Linked DNA regions of Homo sapiens: region 2 is linked to region 1. A link is an interaction called in ENCODE POLR2A ChIA-PET data of the cell type or tissue named here. Cell type or tissue: Panc1. All regions are shown on one strand. Links, peaks and the distances in the headings refer to the core of each region. The heading gives the core; the rest is flanking DNA.

The links. Peaks named below come from ENCODE experiments on the same cell type or tissue, not always from the same donor. Only the 100,000 strongest peaks of a DNase experiment are listed, where the experiment ranks them.
Region 2: POLR2A ChIA-PET joins it to region 1 with 10 read pairs; 12 of 35 experiments call an interaction of 5 or more read pairs at or near these places.

The regions. Positions count from the first base shown.
Region 1 is chr17:81,499,334-81,510,884 of GRCh38, reverse strand. It overlaps ACTG1 (actin gamma 1), which reads left to right. Exons shown (of 6, transcript NM_001614.5): 6 at 52-914. The coding sequence ends at 195. Among named protein-coding and RNA genes, the nearest start is that of ACTG1, 7.7 kb to the left of the region's middle. RefSeq lists an enhancer at 10,269-10,992. In Panc1, for the core only: no CTCF peak of the experiment used is centred there; DNase peaks (open chromatin) are centred at 2,060 and 3,354; H3K4me3 peaks cover 2,204 bases; H3K27ac peaks cover 1,879 bases.
Region 2 is chr17:81,364,774-81,375,133 of GRCh38, reverse strand. LOC124904083 (a long non-coding RNA gene) reads right to left here and starts at 3,617. Exons shown (of 2, transcript XR_007065942.1): 1 at 3,483-3,617; 2 at 647-1,399. RefSeq lists enhancers at 8,520-9,105, 9,106-9,693. In Panc1, for the core only: no CTCF peak of the experiment used is centred there; a DNase peak (open chromatin) is centred at 9,199; H3K4me3 peaks cover 258 bases; H3K27ac peaks cover 476 bases.

The DNA of each region.
Region 1 (11,551 bases), core at 138-8,137:
CTGACTGGGGGGCGCTCTGTGAGCTGAAGCCGTGCCTGGCTGTCTTTGCAGATCATCGCACCCCCAGAGCGCAAGTACTCGGTGTGGATCGGTGGCTCCATCCTGGCCTCACTGTCCACCTTCCAGCAGATGTGGATTAGCAAGCAGGAGTACGACGAGTCGGGCCCCTCCATCGTCCACCGCAAATGCTTCTAAACGGACTCAGCAGATGCGTAGCATTTGCTGCATGGGTTAATTGAGAATAGAAATTTGCCCCTGGCAAATGCACACACCTCATGCTAGCCTCACGAAACTGGAATAAGCCTTCGAAAAGAAATTGTCCTTGAAGCTTGTATCTGATATCAGCACTGGATTGTAGAACTTGTTGCTGATTTTGACCTTGTATTGAAGTTAACTGTTCCCCTTGGTATTTGTTTAATACCCTGTACATATCTTTGAGTTCAACCTTTAGTACGTGTGGCTTGGTCACTTCGTGGCTAAGGTAAGAACGTGCTTGTGGAAGACAAGTCTGTGGCTTGGTGAGTCTGTGTGGCCAGCAGCCTCTGATCTGTGCAGGGTATTAACGTGTCAGGGCTGAGTGTTCTGGGATTTCTCTAGAGGCTGGCAAGAACCAGTTGTTTTGTCTTGCGGGTCTGTCAGGGTTGGAAAGTCCAAGCCGTAGGACCCAGTTTCCTTTCTTAGCTGATGTCTTTGGCCAGAACACCGTGGGCTGTTACTTGCTTTGAGTTGGAAGCGGTTTGCATTTACGCCTGTAAATGTATTCATTCTTAATTTATGTAAGGTTTTTTTTGTACGCAATTCTCGATTCTTTGAAGAGATGACAACAAATTTTGGTTTTCTACTGTTATGTGAGAACATTAGGCCCCAGCAACACGTCATTGTGTAAGGAAAAATAAAAGTGCTGCCGTAACCAATGAATGGCTCCTGTTTGGGGAAGTAGCAAGTGGGCTGGGAAAGACAGACCAACCTGGAAGTATTGGGTAGTCTTGGGGGTGGGGGCGGTGGGTGCTGCTCAGCTTGGCTTCGTGGGCTGGTGAGAAAACGGCTTAACAATAAACTGAGCAGTTCGATTTCTTCCAAATCGAAAGTGCAAGAACAAGGCAGCCTAGTGGGTTTGGGTGTTGGAGATAACTGAAGCAACATCATAAGCAGGCTGGGAGGGAAGTCCTGAGACGGCTTTTTCCATTATTTAGGAAAAACTAGATGACTTGACATCTTGGGTAAATATTTGGCATAAAATAACCACCTGAATCAGCAGGGGCCTGCCTTAGTTTCCCCCCAGCCCTCAGGTGGACGTGTGATATGAGATAGTTTTACTTTGTGTAAAGAGCGCAGCAGTCATGGAGTTGGCTAGTTACTGAATCCTGGAACTCAGTATCTACCAATAACGAGGGCCTCACCTGGTGTAAGAGGCTCAGCCAGTGCCCTTTGTACTTCAGCTTTTCTCCCCGCAGGTGCCAGGGGAGAGCCTCTGTAGATGGGATTGGGAGTCCAATGCATAGCTCCTCTGAACTGCTTACAGCTGCAGAAGTCATTTGGAGGTTGGGACAGGGAAGGAAGATCTCTACCAGTTGAAAAGAGATTTGGAACTATTTCATGTTAAGTCGGGTCAAGGGATCGTTCTGCTGTTGGAAGAGATTTTACTCAAGCAGAGGTGGTGGTGCTTCCTAGCTCCCCCTCCCATATGGGGATGGGGGAGAGGAGGCTCAAGCTTGGTGGGGGTCGGGGTGGAGGCAAACATAAATTGCAGAGAGCTTACTGAGCTCCAGGCTCCCACCCTACCTTGTTCTGTGACCTCACATCACAGCATGACTCTTCTCAGCGACTCTGATACCTGCAAAAGATAGAAATTCTCTTTGTCCTGTGAAGCATTGCACTTACAGGACAAACTGTGAGATGCTCATGGACACTGGGCATCAGCAAATGCACATTAAAACAAATTAGATGCCAGTTTGTGGCTATCAGATGAGCAGAAATCAGGAGATGGGTAGTTCTGAGCACTGGCCAGGGCATGGGGACCAGGGACAGTCACGCACTCTCGAAGCGTTGAAAGCTGCAGCTCTTCCGGAACTGCCCAGTGCAGGTTCCCTGGGCAACTTGGCAAGACCTTGTCTCTACAAATTTTTTTTTTTGAAACGCAGTTTCCCTCTGTTGCCCAAGCTGGAGTCCAATGGTGTGATCTTGGCTCACACCACAACCTCCGCCTCCTGGGTTCAAGCGATTGTCTTGCCTCAGCCTCCCGAGTAGCTGGGATTACAGGCATGCGCCACCACACCTAGCTAATTTTGTATTTTTAGTAGAGGCGGGGTTTCTCCATGTTGCTCGGGCTGATCTTGAACTCCCAACCGCAGGTGATTTGCTTGCCTTGGCCTCCCAAAGTGCTGGGATTACAGACGTGAGCCACCGCACCCAGCCAATTTTTTTTTTTTTTTTTTTGACATGGGGTCTTGCTCTGTCACCTAGGCTGGAGTGCAGTGGTGTGATCTCAGCTCACTGCAAGCTCCACCTCCCGGGTTCATGCCATTCTCCTGCCTCAGCCTCCCCAGCAGCTGGTACTACAAGTGCCCACCACCACACCTAGCTAATCTTTTCATATTTTTTAGTAGAGACGGGGTTTCACCGTGTTAGCCAGGATGGTCTCAATCTCCTGACCTCGTGATCTGCCCGCCTCAGCCTCCCAAGGTGCTGGGATTACATGTGTGAGCCAGCATGCCTGGCCCCAATTTTTTTTTTATTAGCTGAGCATGGTGGTGGCCTGCCTGTGGTCCCAGCTACTCAGGAGGCTGAGGAGAAAGGATCTCTTGATAGGAGTTTGAGGTTTGAGACTGCAGTGAGCTGTGATTGAGCCACTGCACTCTAGTCTGGGTGACACAGTGAGACCCTATCTCAAAAACAAACAAAAAAACCCCAAACCCCACAAAATTATGTCTGATAAGGATCTAGTATCCACAATATGTAAAGAACGCCTACAAATCAACAACAAAAAGAACCCAATTTAAAAATGAGCAAAGGACTTTATTTTCTCCCAAGCAGATATACACATGGCCAACCGGGAGATGAAAAAGATACTCAACATCATCAGGGGATCATTAGGGAAGTGCAAATCAAAATAACAGTGAGATATCACTTCACATCCAGTAGGATGGCCACAAAAAATAAAAAAAAAAAAAAAGGAAAATAGTGACAGTGAGGGCATGATGGCTCACACCTGTAATCCCAACACTTTGGGAGCCTTAGGCAGGCAGATCGCTTGAGCCCAGGAGTCCAAAACCAGCCTGGGCAACATGGCAAAATCCCACAACAAAAGATACAAAAAATTAGCCTGTCCTGGTGGCACACGCTTGTAGTAACCCAGCTACTCAGAAGGGTGAGGTGGGAGGATCACTTGAACCTGGGGAGATTGAGGTTGCAGTCAGCTGTGATTGAGCCACTGCACTCCAGCCTGGATGACAGAGCAAGACCCTGTCTCAAAAAAAAAAAAACAAAAAAAAAAACTGCTGGGAGCAGTGGCTCACACCTGTAATCCCAGCACTTTGGGAGGCTGAGGCTGGCAGATCACGAGGTCAGGAGAACAAGACCATCCTGGCTCTGTCATCCAGGCTGGAGTGCAGTGGTGCAATCTCAGCTCACTGCAGCATCTGCCTCCTGGGTTCAAGCGATTCTCTTGCCTCAGCTTCTCAAGTAGCTGGGATTATAGGTGTGTGCCACCACACCCAGCTGATTTTTGTATTTTTAATACAAACAGAATTTCGATACGTTGGCCAGGCTGGTCTTGAACTCCTGACCTCAGGTGATCCACCCTCCTTGGCCTCCTAAAGTGCTGGGATTACAGGCGTGAGCCACCGCACCCAGCCAATTGTACACTTTTTTTTGAGACAGAGTCTTGCTCTGTTGCCAGGCTGGAGTGCAGTGGTGTGATCTCGGCTCACTGCAACCTCTGGCCCCTGGGTTCAAGCGATTCTCCTGCCTCAGCCTCCCGAGTAGCTGGGACTACAGGCGTGTGCCTGTGTACCTGGTTAATTTTTGTATTTTTAGTAGAGACGGGGTTTCACCATGTTGGCCGGAATGGTCTTGATCCCCTGACCTCAGGTGATCTGCCTGCCTCGGCCTCCCAAAGTGCTGGGATCACAGGTGTGAGCCACTGCGCCTGGCCTGTACACTTTTAAACGATTAAAATGGTAACTTTTATGTTCCATATTTCTTTTTCTTTTTCTTTCTTTTTTTTTTCTTTTTTGAGATGGAGTGTCGCTCTTGTTGCCCAATTGGAGTGCAATGGCGCAATCTCAGCTCACCACAACCTCCACCTCCTGGGTTCAAGCGATTCTCCTGCCTCAGCCTCCCAAGTAGCTGGGATTACAGGCATGCGCCACCGCGCCCAGCTAATTTTGTATTTTCGGTAGAGATGGGGTTTCTCCATGTTGGTCAGTCTGGTCTCAAACTCCTGACCTCAGGTGATCCGTCCACCTCGGCCTCCCAAAGTGCTGGGATTACAGGCATGAGCCACCGCGCCCGGCTGCAACAGCAATATATTGACTCAGAGGAGGACAGGTGCTGCTGAAAGGGGCTGAGAGAATCTGATCCTGGCTCAGCACAGCTGGGGATTGGCCTCCTCCATGGCCTTTTGTTTGTTTGCTTTTGTGTTTTTTTTGGAGACAGCATCTCACTATGTTGCCCAGGCTGAACTCCTGGACTCAATGGTCCTCCTGCTTAGGCCTCCCAAAGTGCTGGGATTACAGGCATGAGCCACTGCACCCAGCCTAGGACTCTTTTTGAAAAAACAACCACAAGCTGGGCGCGGTGGCTCATTCCTGTAATCCCACCACTTTGGGAAGCCGAGACGGGCGGATCACGAGGTCAGGAGTTCAAGACCAGCCTGGCCAACATGGTGAAACCCATCTCTACTAAAAATACAAAAATTAGCCAGGCATGGTGGCGTGCGCCTGTAATCCCAGCTATTCCAGAGGCTGAGGCAGGAGAATTGCTTGAACCCACATGGCAGAGGTTGCAGTGAGCCGAGATTGAGCCACTGCACTCCAGCCTGGGTGACAGAGCAAGACTCTATCTCAAAAAAAAAAAAAAAAAAAAAAAAATCACAGTATCATGCCCCCACCCACCAATTATTGATCGATACTTAGTATCATCTAATGTCCAAATTTCCTTGGTTGTCTTAAATTTTTTGTTGTTGTTTTGTTTGTCTGTTTTTTTGGGGGGACAGGGTCTTGCTTTGTTGCCCAGGCTAGAGTGCAGTGGCACAATCACAGCTCACTGCAGCCTCGACTTCCTAGGCTCAAGCAATCCTCCCACCTCAGCCGCTTGAGTAGCTGGGACTACAGGCGTGCACCACCATGCCCAGATAATTTTTAAACTTTCTGTAGAGATGGGGTCTCCCTATGTTGCTTAGGCTGGTCTCAAGCTCCTGGTCTCAAGAGATCCTCTCACCTCAGCCTCCTAAAATGTGGCGATTACAGGTGTGAGCCACCATGCCCAGCCTTAAATTTCTTTCTTTTTTTTTTTTGAGACGGAGTCTCACTCTGTCACCCGGGCTGGAGTGCAGTGGTGTGATCTCGGCTCGCTGCAAGCTCCGCCTCCTGGGTTCATGCCATTCTCCTGCCTCAGCCTCCCGAGTAGCTGGGACTACAGGCGCCCACCACCACGCCCGGCTGGTGTATTTTTAGTAGAGACGGGGTATTTTTTTTGTATTTTTTTGTATTTTTTTTGTATTTTTAGTAGAGACGGGGTTTCACCGTGTTGGCCAGGATGGTCTCGATCTCCTGACCTCGTGATCCACCCGCCTCGGCCCCCCAAAGTGCTGGGATTACAGGCGTGAGCCACCGCGACCCACCTAAATTTCTTTTAACGGTTGGTTTCCAATCATTGCACTTGGCCACTATGTCTCTTAAATCTCTTTTAACCGCGGGATTTACCCTCTTTCATTTTTCTCCTTTCAGGTTATTTGTGGAAGAAGGCAGGTCTTTTGTTCCAAAGGGTTCCACCTGTCTGGATTTTGCTGATTTCGTCCTTGTGGTTGATGTGGCACGTTCCTCAACCCTTATATTTCCTATAGTCAGTTAGCTCTAGGTGTAAATGTCCAAACTGGTCTGTTTAATCTCATTCAGGTTGATTTTTTTAGCAAGAAGATGACCACAGGGTGGGTGCAACTTCATGGAGAGGGAAAGAGTCCCACAGAGCCTGATGTTGTGATATTAGCAGCCATTGGAAATCCCTGCCAGGACCTGCTATTTCATTAGTGGTTACAAATTATTCTCCCCCTCCACTCCCCTCCCCTCCCTCTTTTCTCCTCTCCTCCTCTCCCTCCCTCCCTCCTTCTCTCCTTCCCTCCTTCCCTCCCTCCCTTTCTTTTTTGATGGAGTCTCACTCTCTCGCCGCTGGAGTGCGGCCTCCGCCTCCAGTTTCCAGCAATTCTCCTGCCTCAGCCTCCTGAGTAGCTGGGACTATAGGCGCCCACCACCACGCCTGGCTAATTTTTTTTTTGTATTTTTAGTAGAGATGGGATTTCACCGTGTTAGCCAGGATGGTCTTGATCTCCTGACCTCGTGATCTGCCTGTCTCGGCCTCCCAGAGTGCTGGGATTACAGGCGTGAGCCACTGCGCCTGGCCTATTTCTTTCTTTTTTTTAATGGAGTTTTGCTCTTGTTGCCCAGACTGGAGTCCGGTGGTGTGATCTCGGCTCACTGTAACCTCCACCTTCTGGGTTCAAGCGATTCTCCTGCCTCAGCTTCCCAAGTAGCTGGGATTATAGGTGCCCACCACCATGCCCCACTAATTTTTGTATTTTCTGTAGAGCCAGGGTTTCACCATGTTGGTTGGCCAGGCTGGTCTTGAACTTCTGACCTCAGGTGATCTGCCCACCTTGGCCTTCCAAAGTGCTGGGATTACAGGCATGAGGCACTGCACCTGGCCTTTTCTTTTCTTTTCTTCTTTTCTTTCCCTTTCTCCCTCCCTTTCTTCTCCCTTCCTTCCTTCCTTCCCTTCTTTCTTTCCCTCCCTCCCTCCCTTCTTTCTTTTTCTTTTTTCTTTCTTTCCTTTTTTCTCTCTTTCTTTTCTTTCTCCTCTTTCTTTCTTGCTTGCTTTCTTTCTTGCTTGCTTTCCTTCTTCCTTTCCTCTTTCCTTTCTTTCTTTCTTTTCTTCTTTCCAGGGTCTTGCTCTGTCACCCTGGCTGGAGTGCAGTGGCAATAGAGGCTCACTGTAGCCTTGACCTCAGGGGCTCAAGCAATCCTCCCACCTCAGTCTCCCTAGTAGCTAGGACCAGCACGCCTGGTTAATGGTTTTCTAATTCTATCCTTCCTTTTTTTTCTTTTTGAGATGGAGTCTCGCTCTGTCGCCCAGGCTGGGGTGCAGGGGCGCGATCTCGGCTCACTACAAGTTCCGCCTCCTGGGTTCACACCATTCTCCTGCCTCAGCCTCCCGAGTAGCTGGGACCACAGGCGCCCGCCACCACGCCTGGCTAATTTTTTGTATTTTTACTAGAGACGGGGTTTCACAGTGTTAGCCAGGATGGTCTCGATCTCCTGACCTCGTGATCCGCCCGCCTCGGCCTCCCAAAGTGCTGGGATTACAGGTGTAAGCCACCGCGCCCAGCCTGTTTTCAATATCTTAAATGCCATTCAGCTTAGTTAACAGAAACTTCTGGAAGGGATGCCTGCTCTGAGAAGTGTCACACGTGCTGGGGGACTTCAGGGCACTCCTGAAAGGGCTCCCCTTCCCCAGGATCCCTGGGTCCTGATGGTAGGCAGAGGTGGAGGATGTTCTCCAAGCCGAGCCTTCCTGCAGCTTTCAGAGCCTGTCCACACCACCGGCATCCCTCTACCCAGACCAATTTTCCCCGGCAGGAGATGGACATTGTGTTTATTGGATGCAATTTCAAACCCCTTTCATGTTTTCATAGAGGATGGAGACCAAGGGGGAAGTTCAGTGGTTCACGTTGGCAAATCCTGGCTCCGATGACTGAGAGATTTTCTGACTTACAGGACCCTTGCTTGGTTGGAGGTGGGTCCTAAACATCAGAGCCAGAGACAGCTGTGGGCAGGTGTTTTCCTCTGTGCAGCACGTGGGCCAAGTGCTGGGGCTGCCTGCTGTACACAGAGCACCTCGTGGCCTCCCATGGCTCCCTTCAGCTATGCTTGGCCTGCCCGCCTGCTGGTGGTCGTTTGGAATCCTTTCCTGCTGGAAAGGATGTGTCCCCGTGCTGTCCAGCTCCCTGCTGGCGGCCCTTCTCAGGGTGCCCTCCAGAGAGGACTGCCGTGGTGCATACTTCACACATGATGCAGCATCATGGTCTATGTGAATGGCATCCCCTGCAGTTGTGCAGTGCACCACCTGTGCAGCCGTCCACAGCATCCCCACACAGCCCAGTCCTCTCCCGGGAAGCACGCCTTCCTCCACTTCCACCCTCTGTTACTCGTCCATCTCCCTCCCCGATATGCAGGATTAAAAAAAAATTTCTTTCTTTTTTTTTTTTTTTTTTTTTTGAGACAGAGTTTTTGCTCTGTTGCCCAGGCTGGAATGCAATAGTGCAGTCTCAGCTCACTGCAACCTCTGCCTCCTGGGTTCAAGCGATTCTCCTGCCTCAGCCTCCCAAGTGGCTGGGATTACAGGCATCCACCACCACACCCAGATAATTTTTATATTTTTAGTAGAGATGGGGTTTCACCATGTTGGCCAGGCTGGTCTTGAACTCGTGACCTCAGTTGATCCACCCTCCTTGGCCTCCCAAAGTGCTAGGATTACAGGTGTGAGCCACCACGCCCAGCCCCCCAAAAAATTTGTTTTAGATTATGGTAAAACATGCATAACACAAAATTGATCATTTTAATGGTGTTGAAGTGTACAGTCATTACGTCACAAAGCTGTGCCTCTATTACCACATGTTCAGAATTCTTTCATCTTCCCAAACTGAAACTCTACAACTATTTTCTTTTATTTTTTTGAGACGGAGTCTTGCTCTGTCACTAGGCTGCAGTGCAGTGGCACGATCTCGGCTCACTGCAACCTCCGCCTCCCGGGTTCAAGGGATTCTCCTGCCTCAGCCTCCCAAGTAGCTGGGACTACAGGCATGCACCAACACATCTGGCTACTTTTTGTATTTTTAGTAGAGACAGGGTTTCACCATGTTGGCCAGGCTGGTCTCAAACTCCTGACCTCAGGCAATCCTCCCACCTCGGCCTCCCAAAGTACTGGAATTACAGGCGTGAGCCACCATGCCGACTGAAACTCTATATCTATTAAACAACAATTTTCTTCCTTTTTTTTTTTTTTCTTTTTTTGGACAGGGTCTTGCAGTGTAACATAAGCCATAGTGAACTGGCATAATCACAGTTGACCACAGCCTCAACCTCCCTGACTCCAGCAATCTGCCCATCTCAGCCTCTGGAGTAGCTGGGACCACAGGCGTGTGCCACCACGCCTGGCTAATTTAATTTATTTACTTTTATTTATTTATTTTTTAGAGACAGGGTCTCACTTTGTTGCCCATGCTGAAGTGCAGTGGTGCAAGCTCAGTCACTGGCTGGGCTCAGGTGATCTTCCCACCTCGGCCTCCTGAGTAGCTGGGAATACAGGTGCATGCCACCAAGCCCGGCTAATTTTTTGGTATTTTTAGGAAAGACGAGGTTTCACCGTATCACTCAGGCTGGTCTCGAGCTCCTGAACTCAAGCAATCTGCCTGCCTTGGACTCCCAAAGTGCTGAGACTACAGGCATGAGCCACTGCGCCCGGCCAATTTTATTTATTTATTTATTTTATAGAGATGGGGTCTTGCCATGTTGCCCAGGCTGGTCTCCAACTCTTGGGCTCAACCAGTCCTTCTGCCTCTGCCTTCCAAAGTGTTGGTGTTGGGATTACAGATGTGAGCCACCACACCTTCCTTCCTTTTTTTTTTTTTTGAGACAGATTCTCCATCATCCAGGCTGGAGTGCAGTGGCGTGATCTCAGGCTCACTGCAACCTCTGTCTCTCTTTTTTTTTTTTTTTTTTTTTTTTTTGAGATGGAGTGTCACTCTGTTGCCAAGGCTGGAGTGCAGTGGCACGATCTCGGCTCACTGCTACCTCCGCCTCCCGGATTCAAGTGATTCTCCTGCCTCAGCCTCCTGAGTAGCTGGGACTACAGGTGCCCACCACCACATCTGGATAATTTTTGTATTTTTAGAAGAGCCGGGGTTTCACCATGTTGGCCAGGCTGGTCTCCAACTCCTGACCTCAAGTGATCCACCTGCCTCACCCTCTGGGTTGGGATTACAGGCGTGAGCCACCGTGCCTGGCCCTTCCTTTTTAAAGCTGAGAAATACTGCAGTATATGTCTATACTACATTCTGCTTGTGAAGTATGTGTTCCAGGGCCTGCCTGCAGTTCTCTGGGGTCTGTGGCCGGCGTGGACTGCTGGTCATAGGGTCATTCTGTGCACCTTTCTGAGGAACCAACAGTTCTCCACAGCAGCTGCCTCATCTTGCATTCCCATCGGCAGTGGACAAGAGTTCCAGTTGCTTCACATCCTCAGTGGCACTTGTTTTCTATATTTTGGATAATTGCCACCCTGGCGGGTGTGCTGCAAGCCCCTGAGGACAGGCTGACCTGCTCACCGGGCCACCCACCCCTCATCCGGGACCTACCAGGCTCAGATGGAGCCTCCCAGGAAATAGCTGAGATTCCTCTGAACGAACAAACAGACTCCATGCAGCCTTTCAGGCTCTTAAGACCCAGCTGCCCAGGGACACACTTAGCTTGGAGTTTAGGGAGCAGAACAGAACAGGAAGGGACAGGAGGCCTGTCTGCCCCCTGGCAGGACGGGTGGTCCAGAGGAGCCCGGGACCTTCAGGCATGGAGGCCTACCTAGGATAAACGGATACCTGGGCTCAACCCACTTGGAGAACTTCAGCCTAGAGGGTCCCCGGCTCCAGAACCTGCAGCCAGGGTGGCAGGGCTGTTGGCAGCCTGGCTTCCCTACCAGTGCCCGAGGGGCTCTGCTCCTCCCACGGCGGTTCCCCAGACAGATGCTCAGAAGAAAGCCAATGCATGCCCCAGCTGTGGCTCAGCAGTGGGGTCTCCACCTCCGAGGCCCAACAGAGGCCCTCCCTGTCCTCTCGCCATGGCCCCCTGCTGCTCCTCACTGCCTAGGGTGGCCTGGACCTGGTCGCCCAGGCAAGCGTCCAGCTTCTCTCCTGGGGCGGAGGGTCGGGGGACTGAGGGGTGATGTCTGTCCGAGCTGGGCTCCCACACTGGGGCTCATCCCGTGGGACCCCCACTTTGCATGGCCGAGGGCTGGAGGGGCTACGAGGCCCGCGGGATCAGAGTCGGCCTGGGTCCCAGCCAAGGCCCATTTCCCGACTCTCCTGGCCCGGGTCGGCACCCGGATTTGTGGCGTCCCCTCCCCTCGTGGCTGCAGGACCGCAGGGCTGCCTGGGGAGGCCTGGCCAGGCCCTGCCCTCTCTGGGCTGCTCCCTCCCCAGATCCTGGACACGTCCAGCTCAGCTCCGTGGCGCTAATAAGCCCCTAGCCGGGGTGCGGCAGGCGGGGGTCACAGAGAAGCTGCGGGGCTG
Region 2 (10,360 bases), core at 2,171-10,170, 140 kb after region 1:
TCTGTGAAGTACTTGTTCAAGTGTATTGCCCATTTTAAAAATTGGTTTGTTTATCTTTTTCTTATCAATTTGTAGGAGTTCTTGATATATTCTGGGCAGAAGGCCTTGGTGTAGAATCTATTAAGACACACCGAGGCGAACGGTACATTTGTCTGCAACTTACCTTTTGACTCTCTTGATGGTGTCTCAAAGTTGTTGATTTTAAGGAAGCCCAGTCTTTTATGTCGAGTCCCTTTGTGTTCTATGTTAGAAATCTTTGCTGACCACAGTGTCTTCTTCTTTTTCTTTTGAGACGGAGTCTCGCTTTGTCGCCCAGGCTGGAGTGCAGTGGCGCCATTTCAGCTCACTGCAACCTCCGCCTCCCAGGTTCAGGTGATTCTCCTGCCTCAGCCTCCCGAGTAGCTGGGATTACAGGCATGCGCCACCATACCCAGCTAATTTTTATATTTTTAGTAGAGACAGGGTTTCACCATGTTGGCCAGGCTGGTCTCAAACTCCTGACCTCAGGTGATCCGCCCACCTCGGCCTCCCAAAGTGCTGGGATGACAGGTGTGAGCCACTGTGCCTGGCCTGACCACAGTGTCTTGAAGAGATTTTGCTATGTTTTATTCTAGAAGCTTTGGGGCTTATTTTTCACACTTTGTTCTATGACTTATTTCATTTATTAGTATTATTTTTTGAGACAGAGTCTCCCTCTGTCACCCAGGCTGGAGTGCGGTGGTGCAATTTCAGCTCACTGCACCCTCTGCCTCCTGGGTTCAAACAATTCTTGTGCTTCAGCCTCCCGAGTAGCTGGGATTACAGGAGTGTGCCACCACGCCCGGCTAAGTTATGTATTTTTAGTAGAGACAGGGTGTCACCATGTTGGCCAGGCTGGTCTTGAACTCCTGGCCTGAAGTGATCCGCCCGCCTCAGCCTCCCAAAGTGCTGGGATTACAGGTGTGAGCCACCGTGCCCAGCCTGCTCTGTGACTCATTTTAAATTAATTGTGGGGATGGGGTCACTTTTTTCTGTCAGTGTCCAACTGATACTGGACACGTGGCAGGGAAAGGCCACCTCTTCCCCCTGCTCTGCAGGGGCCTTTGTTATAAATCGGCGTGGGGAAGGGGCCGCTTTCTGGACCCGCCCTTGGGTCCAGGGTCTCTTTGCTTATTCCTGCGCCAATCATGCAGGCCCCATACCGCTGTCAGCGCACGGGCTGGCTTCAGCAGAGGAGGCTCAGGGCCGGGCTGTGGGGCCTGGAGAGCTCATCTTGGTCTCTTGGGCCCCTAGGTCGGCTTGCTTGTCCTGACCATGGAGCACAGCTTCCTTGACAGCAGCCTCTGCAGTCATCCCAGGCCGACAGGCAGGCCTCGGCGCTCCAGACAGGGGCCCAGCCCGGGGCCAGTCTCCAAGTACCCTGTGGATGAGGAAGGAAGCAGCTCTCAGGGAAGGGGCACCCCATGGGTCAGCTGGCCGCCTGGTTCAGTCACCACATGGGCACACAGGGCCAGCATGGGTGCACAGGAGCTGGGACACGCCAAGCGCTGGCGCCTGCGTTGTTGAGGGTGCGCATAGCGGCTCGAGGGGCTGCAGTGTTCAACGGGGCAGCCAAGGTGACCTTGGAGTACAGTACTGCGGGCGAGGAGGAGGCATACAGCTGGGGGCATTTCTTTTTCTTTTCTTTTCTTTTTTTTTTTTTTGAGACGGAGTCTCTCTCTGTTGCCCAGGCTGGAGTGCAGTGGCGCAATCTCGGCTCACTGCAACCTCCGCCTCCCAGGTTCAGGCAATTCTCCTGCCTCAGCTTCCTGAGTAGCTGGGATTACAGGCGCCAGCCACCACGCCCAGCTAATTTTTGCATTTTTATTAGAGACGGGGTTTCACCGTGTTAGCCAGGATGGTCTCTATCTCCTGACCTCGTGATCCACCTACTTCAGCCTCCCAAAGTGCTGGGATTACAGGTGTGAGCCACCGCGCCCTGACTGGGGGGCATTTCTGACTGGGAGACTGTCAGGTACAAAGGCCCTGGGGCTTCCAGGAAGGAAAGGAGGCCACTGGGCCTTCAGTGGGGGCAGGAAATGGGGAGGGGAGGAGAGATGGGGTCAGAGGGTTCGAGCCAGTGGCTGGATTCCAGAGGTCCTGGAAGGCCGAGGGGAAGACTTTGGCTCTGGGACTGTGCCTTGGGGGGCCCGTGGAGGGCTTGGAGCCTGGGCTGCTTGCAGGGAGGGAACCAGAGGAGGTCCAAGTGGAGGGGATGCAGGGCCAGGGAGGAGGTGCTGGGTTGGGGAGGGAGCCGAGTGGCTGGGAAGGCCCGAGCTGGACATTGCCTGAATTTTGAAGACGCCCAGGATCTGTTGTGCGTGTTCTTGTGGGTGTGGGGAGCAAAGCCACATAGGAACACAGCCACAGGCCTGTACTCCTGGGGTGGGGGGGCCCCTCAATGAGATGGGTGCCAGAGGGCCAGCAGGTTCCACTGCAACTCAGGGCTCTGCGTGGCCATCTGCTGGGCTCAAGGAGGTCAGGCGGCCGGTTCGAGCAGGAGCATGTGAGGGACGCCTACTCGGCTTGGAGATGTGGACTCCGGAGCCTGCCGCAGAGCATGGAATGGGAAACTGGCGTGGGTGAGGTCATCTCAGGGACGCTGGGGACAGGATGGAGCTTCAGGAGGGAGGAGGGGCCGGGAAGCGGAGACCAGAGACACAGGAGTGCCTCCTGGAAGCCTCAAGAAGGGAGGTCCCACCAGGAAGGAGTCGTCCCTGGGTTGACTAAGAGGAGGCCGAGCAGTGTCCCTTGGAGCTGACACCGTGGAGGCCACGTGACCTGCACAGGCCCTGGTCCCCCCCACACTCAGGCTAAGTGCCCAGGCACAGGCCGGATCCCTCCCAGCCCGTGTGTGGCCACAGCCTCAGGGCCCCTTGCTGGAACAGCCTGTTCCCCCAGCCCCAGCCTCCAGAGAGTTTAGGGAACCCCCACCCTGTGCCTTCTGGGCCCATGGGCATTCCTGGCGGGTGGATCCCCTGAGGCCTCCCAGCCTGCACTGGAGGAGCCCTGCCCCATCCCGCTCCTGGGAGACCCCCCCCAAGCACCGACCCTGGGAGCAGAGAGTCCCCCTCACCCTGTGCCTCCCCAGGACACACACATAGCTGGGTCTGGGCCTTGGTGTCCTTGACTGTGCAACAGATGGCCACAGACTGGGCGCTTCAATGGCAGGAAGCTCTTTTCTTATGGATTGAGAGGCCAGAAGCTGGCCACCGACGTGCGGTGGTGTGGATCCTTCTGGAGGCTCTGCGGGGAGGCCTGTCGAGGCCTCTGTCCCAGCTTCAGGTGGTCTCCAATCTCTGCCTCACTCTTTTTTTGTATACATATTCTTTCTAAAATTGTATATTGTCAGGTGCGAAACTGAATGAAGTATTTCAGTAACTTGCCTGGTAACAAGACCCAGGTTTGAATTTGTCCATTTGACTTCATATATTCAAATGCCCTGCAAGCAAGCTAGCACTTACCCTCGAAATCAGCACCATTTTCAATTTTTCCTTTTTTTGGTGGGTGAGTGTTCTTCTCACTAGGAGTTGACAGATGAAAGCTGCCGGCGGGCGGTGCGGTCCCTCACTGTATACACGCCCCATAACTTCAGGCTCCTAAAATTTTATCTGGTTATTTTTTGAATTGTGGTTATATATATAATCTACCATTTTAACAATTTTTAAGTGCACGGCTCATTGGCATTGGGACTGTCTCAGTGTCTTTTTTTTTTTTTTTTTTGAGACGGAGCCTTGCTCTGTCACCCAGGCTGGAGTGCAGTGGCACGATCTCGGCTCACTGCAATCTCCGCCTGCAGGGTTCAAGTGATTCTCCTGCCTCAGCCCCCTGAATAACTGGGAGTGCAGGTGCACACCACCATGCCCAGCTAATTTTTGTATTTTTAGTAGAGACGGGGTTTCACCATGTTGGCCAGGATGGTCTCAATCTCTTGACCTCGTGATCCGCCCGCCTCAGCCTCCCAAAGTGCTGGGATTTACAGGTGTGATCCACCGCGCCCGTCCTCAGTGTCTCACTCTTAGAAGGACACCAGGCACTGGATTAGGGCCCACTCTACTCCAGTCTGACTTCATCTTAGCTTGATTATAGCTGCAAAGACCATATTTCTTTTTCTTTCTTTCTTTCTTTTTTTTTTTTTTTTTGAGGTGGAGTTTTGCTCTTGTTGCCCAGGCTGGAGTGCAATGGCGTGATCTCAGCTCACCGCAACCTCTGCCTCCTGGGTTCAAGTGATTCTCCTGCCTCAGCCCGAGTAGCTGGGATTACAGGCATGCGCCACCACGCCCAGCTAATTTTTTGTATTTTTAGTAGAGAGGGGGTTTCTCCATGTCGGTCCAGCTGGTCTCAGACTCCCAACCTCAGGTGATCCGCCGGTCTCAGCCTCCCAAAGTGCTGGGATTACAGGCGTGAGCCACCACGCCCGGCTGACCCTATTTCTAGATAAGGTCACATTCACAGATATGAGGGCACCAGGACTTGGACATATTTGGGGGGCACAATTCCACCTTCTGAGTCAGGCTGGAGTGAAGGGGATGGATGACACTCTGGGCCGGTTCCTGACTCTGGCAGGCAGCGACGTCAATTATGATATCACAAACTCTCAAAGTCCATTTCAGGAAGGGCTGCCTGCTTCTGGCAGAGATGGCTGGCTTAGCCCTGTCCCCCGCACCCCTGCCCCCTAGGCCAGCACCACCTCTCCTTCCTCTTCCCCTAGGACCTGGCTGCCTCTAGCATGTGCCTGACCCCATAGGGCACTGCAGTTTCCATCCAGATGTGTCTGTCCCTGGCTCCAGTAGGTTCCCGGGCACCCTGAGGATTTTTTTTTTTTTTTTTCAGATAGAGTCTCGCTCTGTCACCAGACTGGAGTGCAGTGGCACAATCTCGGCTCACCACAACCTCCGCTTCCCGGGTTTAAGTGATTCTCCTGCTCAGCCTCCCGAGTAGCTGGGATTACAGGTATGTGCCACCATCCCCGGCTAATTTTTGTATTTTTAGTAGAGACGGGGTTTCACCATGTTGGCCAGGCTGGTCTTGAACTCCTGACCTCAGGTGATCTACCCACCTTGGCCTCCCAAAGTGCTGGGATTACAGGCATGAGCCACCGCGCCTGGCCAACCCTGAGGATCTTTGCTCTGGGACCCAGCCTTGAGAGGGTTTGTTTTGAAGGAGAAGGTTTAGAAAACAGGAGAGGAGCCTTGAGGAAAAGAAAGGGTAAGAGGCTTGAGGGTCGGAGGCCAGGCAGGCTCTGGGGTGTCAGGGACCAGGGGCCCAGGAACTGAGGCTCAGCGACTTCCCCAGGTATCTAGAGCGAGGCTCCCCAGGAGCAGGGCTAGAGGCTCTGTCTGCAACAGGTCCCGGGACCCCACAGGAAACCACCTTCTCCCAGATCTGCCTGTGCCCTTGGGTGACCAGGTAGCTCCCGGCCCTGCTGAGCCTCATTTGAAAATCAGACTTGGCCAGGAGGGGTGGCTCACGCCTGTTATCCCAGCACTGTGGAGGCCAAAGCAGGCAGATCATGAGGTCAGGAGTTCAAGACCAGCCTGGCCAAGATGGTGAAACCCTGTCTCTACTAAAAATACAAAAATTAGCCAGGCGTGGTGGCAGGTGCCTGTAGTCCCAGCTACTCAGGAGGCTGAGGCAGAAGAATCACCTGAACCTGGGTGGTGGAAGTTGTGGTGAGCTGAGATCGCCATTGCACTCCAGCCTGGGCGACAGAGTGAGACTGTCTCAAAAAAAAAAAGAAAATCAGACTAAGCCGGGCACGGTGGCACATGCCTGTAATCCCAGCATTTTGAGAGACCGAGGCAGGAGGATTGCTTGAGCTTAGAAGTTCAAGACCAGCTTGGGCAATGTAATGCCCCCATCTCTACAAAATAAAAACAAAAAATTATCTGAGTGTGGTGGCACGTACCTGTAGTTCCAGCTATTCCAGAGGCTGAGGCGGGAGGACCGCTTGAGCCCAGGAGGTTGAGGCAGCATTAAACGCTGATCTCACCATAGCAGTCCAGCCTGGACAACAGAGTGAGACCCTATCTCAAAAAAACAAAGAAAGAAGAAAATTGGACTCACATGAGTCTCTCTCAGGGGGTGCCTGGGAGAATGAGGGGGTCATCGGTGCCCAGCAGTGACCGGGAGCAGGGCCAGCCATGAGGAGGCACTGGCGGCCACCACGCCAGGGTCAAAGAAGGGCTCACTGAGGTCCACCAGGCCCATGCTGGGGACCACAAGACACACCCTCTGGGCATTTCTCTTGTGTTTTGTGTGTCCTCGCCAAGTCGGCCGAGGGACCCCCATCTGGATGCGAGCTCCTCGACGGCCCGTTTCTCTGGAGCCTTCTCATCCGGCCCCCCAGGGTTTCTGTGAAGGCAGATCATGGCCGGGAAGCTCCAGAGCAAGGCTGTGCATGTGAAGAGCCAGCCCAGAAAGGGCTCACAGCTGCCCCAGGACCTCCAAGCCTCCTGGTCTCCCCAGAGAAGGCCTGGGGGCGCGAGGGACCTTGGGCTCTGGCGAGGGTCCTCTGCCACCCCTCTGTACCCTGCCTCCCCGCTAAGGCTGCCATGGGCCCACTGGGCACAGAGAGCAGAGCTGCCCCTGGACCTTGGGGCTCTGTGCTCCCTGTCCACCCCCAGCAGGGCACCGGTGCATCACAGAGCTCCAGCCTGAGCCTGCGTCCAACATGGAGAAGGAAGTCCCAGAGCCTTGGTCGGTGGGACCCAGGGCCCACCCTTCCTGCACCACCTCGTTCTGCAGACCTACACACTGGGACACCATCACGAGCCCTGAACTCCAGAGCAGACCCAGCAGGGCCGGGAGCGCAGAGCCTGGACAGCGGCCACCTGGTTCTCCCGATGCTGCTCAGTGAAGGCAGCAGCAGGACCAGATCAGTCCCACCTGAGAACGGCCACCGGGGCCGTCTGTTGAAAGGTGGCTTGGACGGGCGTGGTGGCTCACGCCTGTAATCCCAGCACTTTGGGAGGCCAAGGAGGGTGGATCACTTGAGGTCAGGAGTTGGAGACTAGCCTGGGCCAACATGGTGAAACCCCATCTCTACTAAAAATACAAAAATTAGCCAGGCGTGGTGGTGCACGCCTGTAATCCCAGCTACTAGGAAGGCTGAGGCAGGAGAATTGCTTAAACCCGGGAGGCGAGATCGCGCCGCTGCACTCCATCCAGTCTGGGTGACAGAGCGAGATTCCATCTCCAAAAAAAAAAAAAAAAAAGGAGGCTGGGCACGGGGGCTCACGCCTGTAATCCCAGCACTTTGGGAGGCTGAGGCGGGCAGATCATGAGGTGAGGAGATGGAGACCATCCTGGCCAACACGGTGAAACCCCGTCTCTACTAAAAATAGAAAAAATTAGCCAGGCGTGGTGGCGGGCGCCTGTAGTCCCAGCTACTCAGGAGGTTGAGGCAGGAGAATGGCATGAACCTGGGAGGCGGAGCTTGCAGGGAGCTGAGATCGCACCACTGCACTCCAGCCTGGGTGACAGAGTGAGAGTCCGTCTCAAAAAAAAAAAAAAGAAAGAAAGAAAGGTGAGCCCTGGGCTGTCCTGCTAGGTAATCCCACCAGCCCTGAGGCAGCCACCATGATGCTGCTGTCCAAATGAGCACCAGAGGTCCCTCGTCCAAGGCCCCCCAGCTGTGGACAGAGCCCAGGCAGCCTGACTCAAACACTGCACCTGCTGGCTTTGGGGTTGCCACGTGGGAAAGTGCCACACGAGGTGGGCGGGGCCTCCCCAGGGGTGCAGTCTGGGACCAATGGCCTGGCCGGCTGGTCTCTGCATGGTCCACGCGCTCGGCTGCACTTGGTTCTGAGGTCTCAAATACACATCGATGCCTCAGTGGTGGTTTCCACCACCTTCCTTCTTACCACCACCCGCTCCTCGTTGTGGGCCCTGGACTCGAGGCCAGTTGGGGAAGCCTGGGCTTGGGGAAAGGGGCATTGTGGGGGTGTCTAGGTGTCCTAGCGTCCAGATGTCCAGGCTCCAAGTGTTCAGACGCCTGGGTTCCCAGGTGTCCAGACGTCCAGGTCCTGCTTGGACTGTCACCTCCTTCCGGGACATAGACCCTGCATTCATAGAGTGGGGGCCCCATGAACCTCCAGCTTCTGATTGACATCTAATTTCCAGATGAGGTCATCCTGAACTTAGGCTGGGCCCTAAATCCGATGACACTTAGGCATCGGAGAAAGGGAAAGCCAGAGGATGACTGAGACCCAGAGCGGAGAAGGCGCGTGGAGGTGGAGGCAGAGGCTGGAGCCATGCGGGGCTGCAAGTCCAGGAGCACCTGTGGCCCCCAGAAGCTGGAAGAGACCAGGAAGGATTCCCCCAACCCCGCCTCCCCGGGCGCCTCCAGAGGGAACACGGCCCTCAGGCACCTTGATTCTGGACTTGCGGCCTCCAGGCCTGTGAGAGAATGGAATTTTGTTGTTTTACATGAACAACTTTGTAGAAATTTGTGACAGCAGTTTAGGAAGGTAAAACAACACTGCTTTTACACCTCAAAGGCATAGAAGGTTATACAGTGCAGGGACCCTCCAGGCACCATTCCCCTCCCATCTGGTTTTAGCAAAGTCCCACACACAGCATGGGGGTGGCACCTCACCTTTGTCCCGGAGCAGCACCTAGAAAGTCTTTAACCACTTGTCCACGTAATCTCCTTCTTCTCGATGGCTACCAGGCTGCATGGCCTCGGCTCACCTCTCCCTTACCCAGCCGCCCCCTCCCAGGCATTTAGCCTGTGTCCAGCCCCAGGAGCCGCCGGCACCTTCCCACAAATGTCCTGCCTCTACATCGTGGCACCCTGGTGGGACTCGGTGGTGGGAGAGATCCCTGGAAGTAGAATTGCTGGGTGAAGAGCATTTTATTGGTTGAGGGTGGCTGGATGAGTCTCTCCAGCAGTCACAGGCACCTCCCTTCCCACCCCCAGCTGGACGACTTCACAGGAAGGACTGAAGAACGGGGGGCCTGCAGCCCAGGGCAGGCCTGGCTGTGGCACCTGGCACACGGGGTTTCCTGTGGGGCTGGCACTCACCACAGCCCCTGCCCACGGGTTGGAGCGCTCTGGCAGCAGGACTCTGTGGCCATGAAGGCGGGAGGGAGGGCTTGGCTCGCTCCCCAGGCGTGTTGATGGACACGCAATTAACCTGCCTGTGGTTATGTTGGCACTGAACTGGAACAGGAAGTTAGCATATAAACCAGAGCCTTTCAAGTTATGACAAATTCATCAAACAAATGAACCCGTGAGCACAGAGGGCGGTGTGCGTCCAGCCTCTGTGCGCTCCGGTGGAGATAAGCGTCCACTCTGCTGGGAGGACCAAGGCCCTTTCCAGCCTTTCCCCTGAGCTCCAGGCCCGTGTCTTTCTGGCCCCAAACAGAACCATGCCCGGGGCAGAGACGGGGGCTGGTCTGGAGCAGACACAGGCAGGTGGTCACGTCCCACCAGTGACTCCACACATCTCTCTGGGCCTCAATTTCCCCAGCTCTCTGGGGAGAGGCCGCTTCCATGATTGGCCCGGCAATGTCTGATTTCCCTTCTGAGTTCCAGACGCCAGCTTTGACCCAGTCCTGCTAAAACCCGACAGCATCCCAGCTGACCCTGCTGTGAGAGCAGCTTCCAGAGCCGGTTCCCTCCTGGGGCGGCGTGCTTAGCAACACCCAGGGGGCAGCCCTCCCTGGCCTCCGTGCCAGCCTGTGCTCAGCGATGGTGCTTATCGGGCCGGGGAGTGTCCTTTAAGTCAGGGGTCCCCAACCCCTGGGCCACGGACCTGTTGGTGTCCTGTTAGGAACCGGACTGCACGTCAGCAAGTGAGCTGCGGGTGAGTAAGCGTCCCCGCCTGAGCTCCGCCTCCCGTCAGATCAGCGGTGGCGTTGGATTCTCATAGGCGCGGAACCTGAGAACCCTATTGTGAACTGCGTGTGTGAGGGATCTGGGCTGCACCCTTCTTATGAGACTCTAATGCCTGATGATCTGAGGTGAAACAGTTTCATCCCGAAACCACCACCACCCTCACTGCCCATGGAAAGATTGCCTTTCACGAAACCCATCCTGGGTGCCAAACAGGTTGGGGACCGCTGCTTTAAGTTGTAAGCCCAGCACAGGTTTCTAAATGGCCCCACGCTGCGGCAGAGCTGGGACGGCGGCCTCCAGGCAGGGGCGCCTGCAGGTGCCCGTTCAGGTGGGGGCCTCTGGTCAACCCCTTCACTGGATATGAAGGAACTGAGCCTGGGAGCTCTTGGCTCTCACTCAGGGTTACTCAGCTCACACTGCGGGCAGCGCTGGGACTGGGGGAAGCCCCCTCGCAGACCTCCTGGGCAGCCCAGGAAGAGCCGCTCTGGCCTTCCCAGC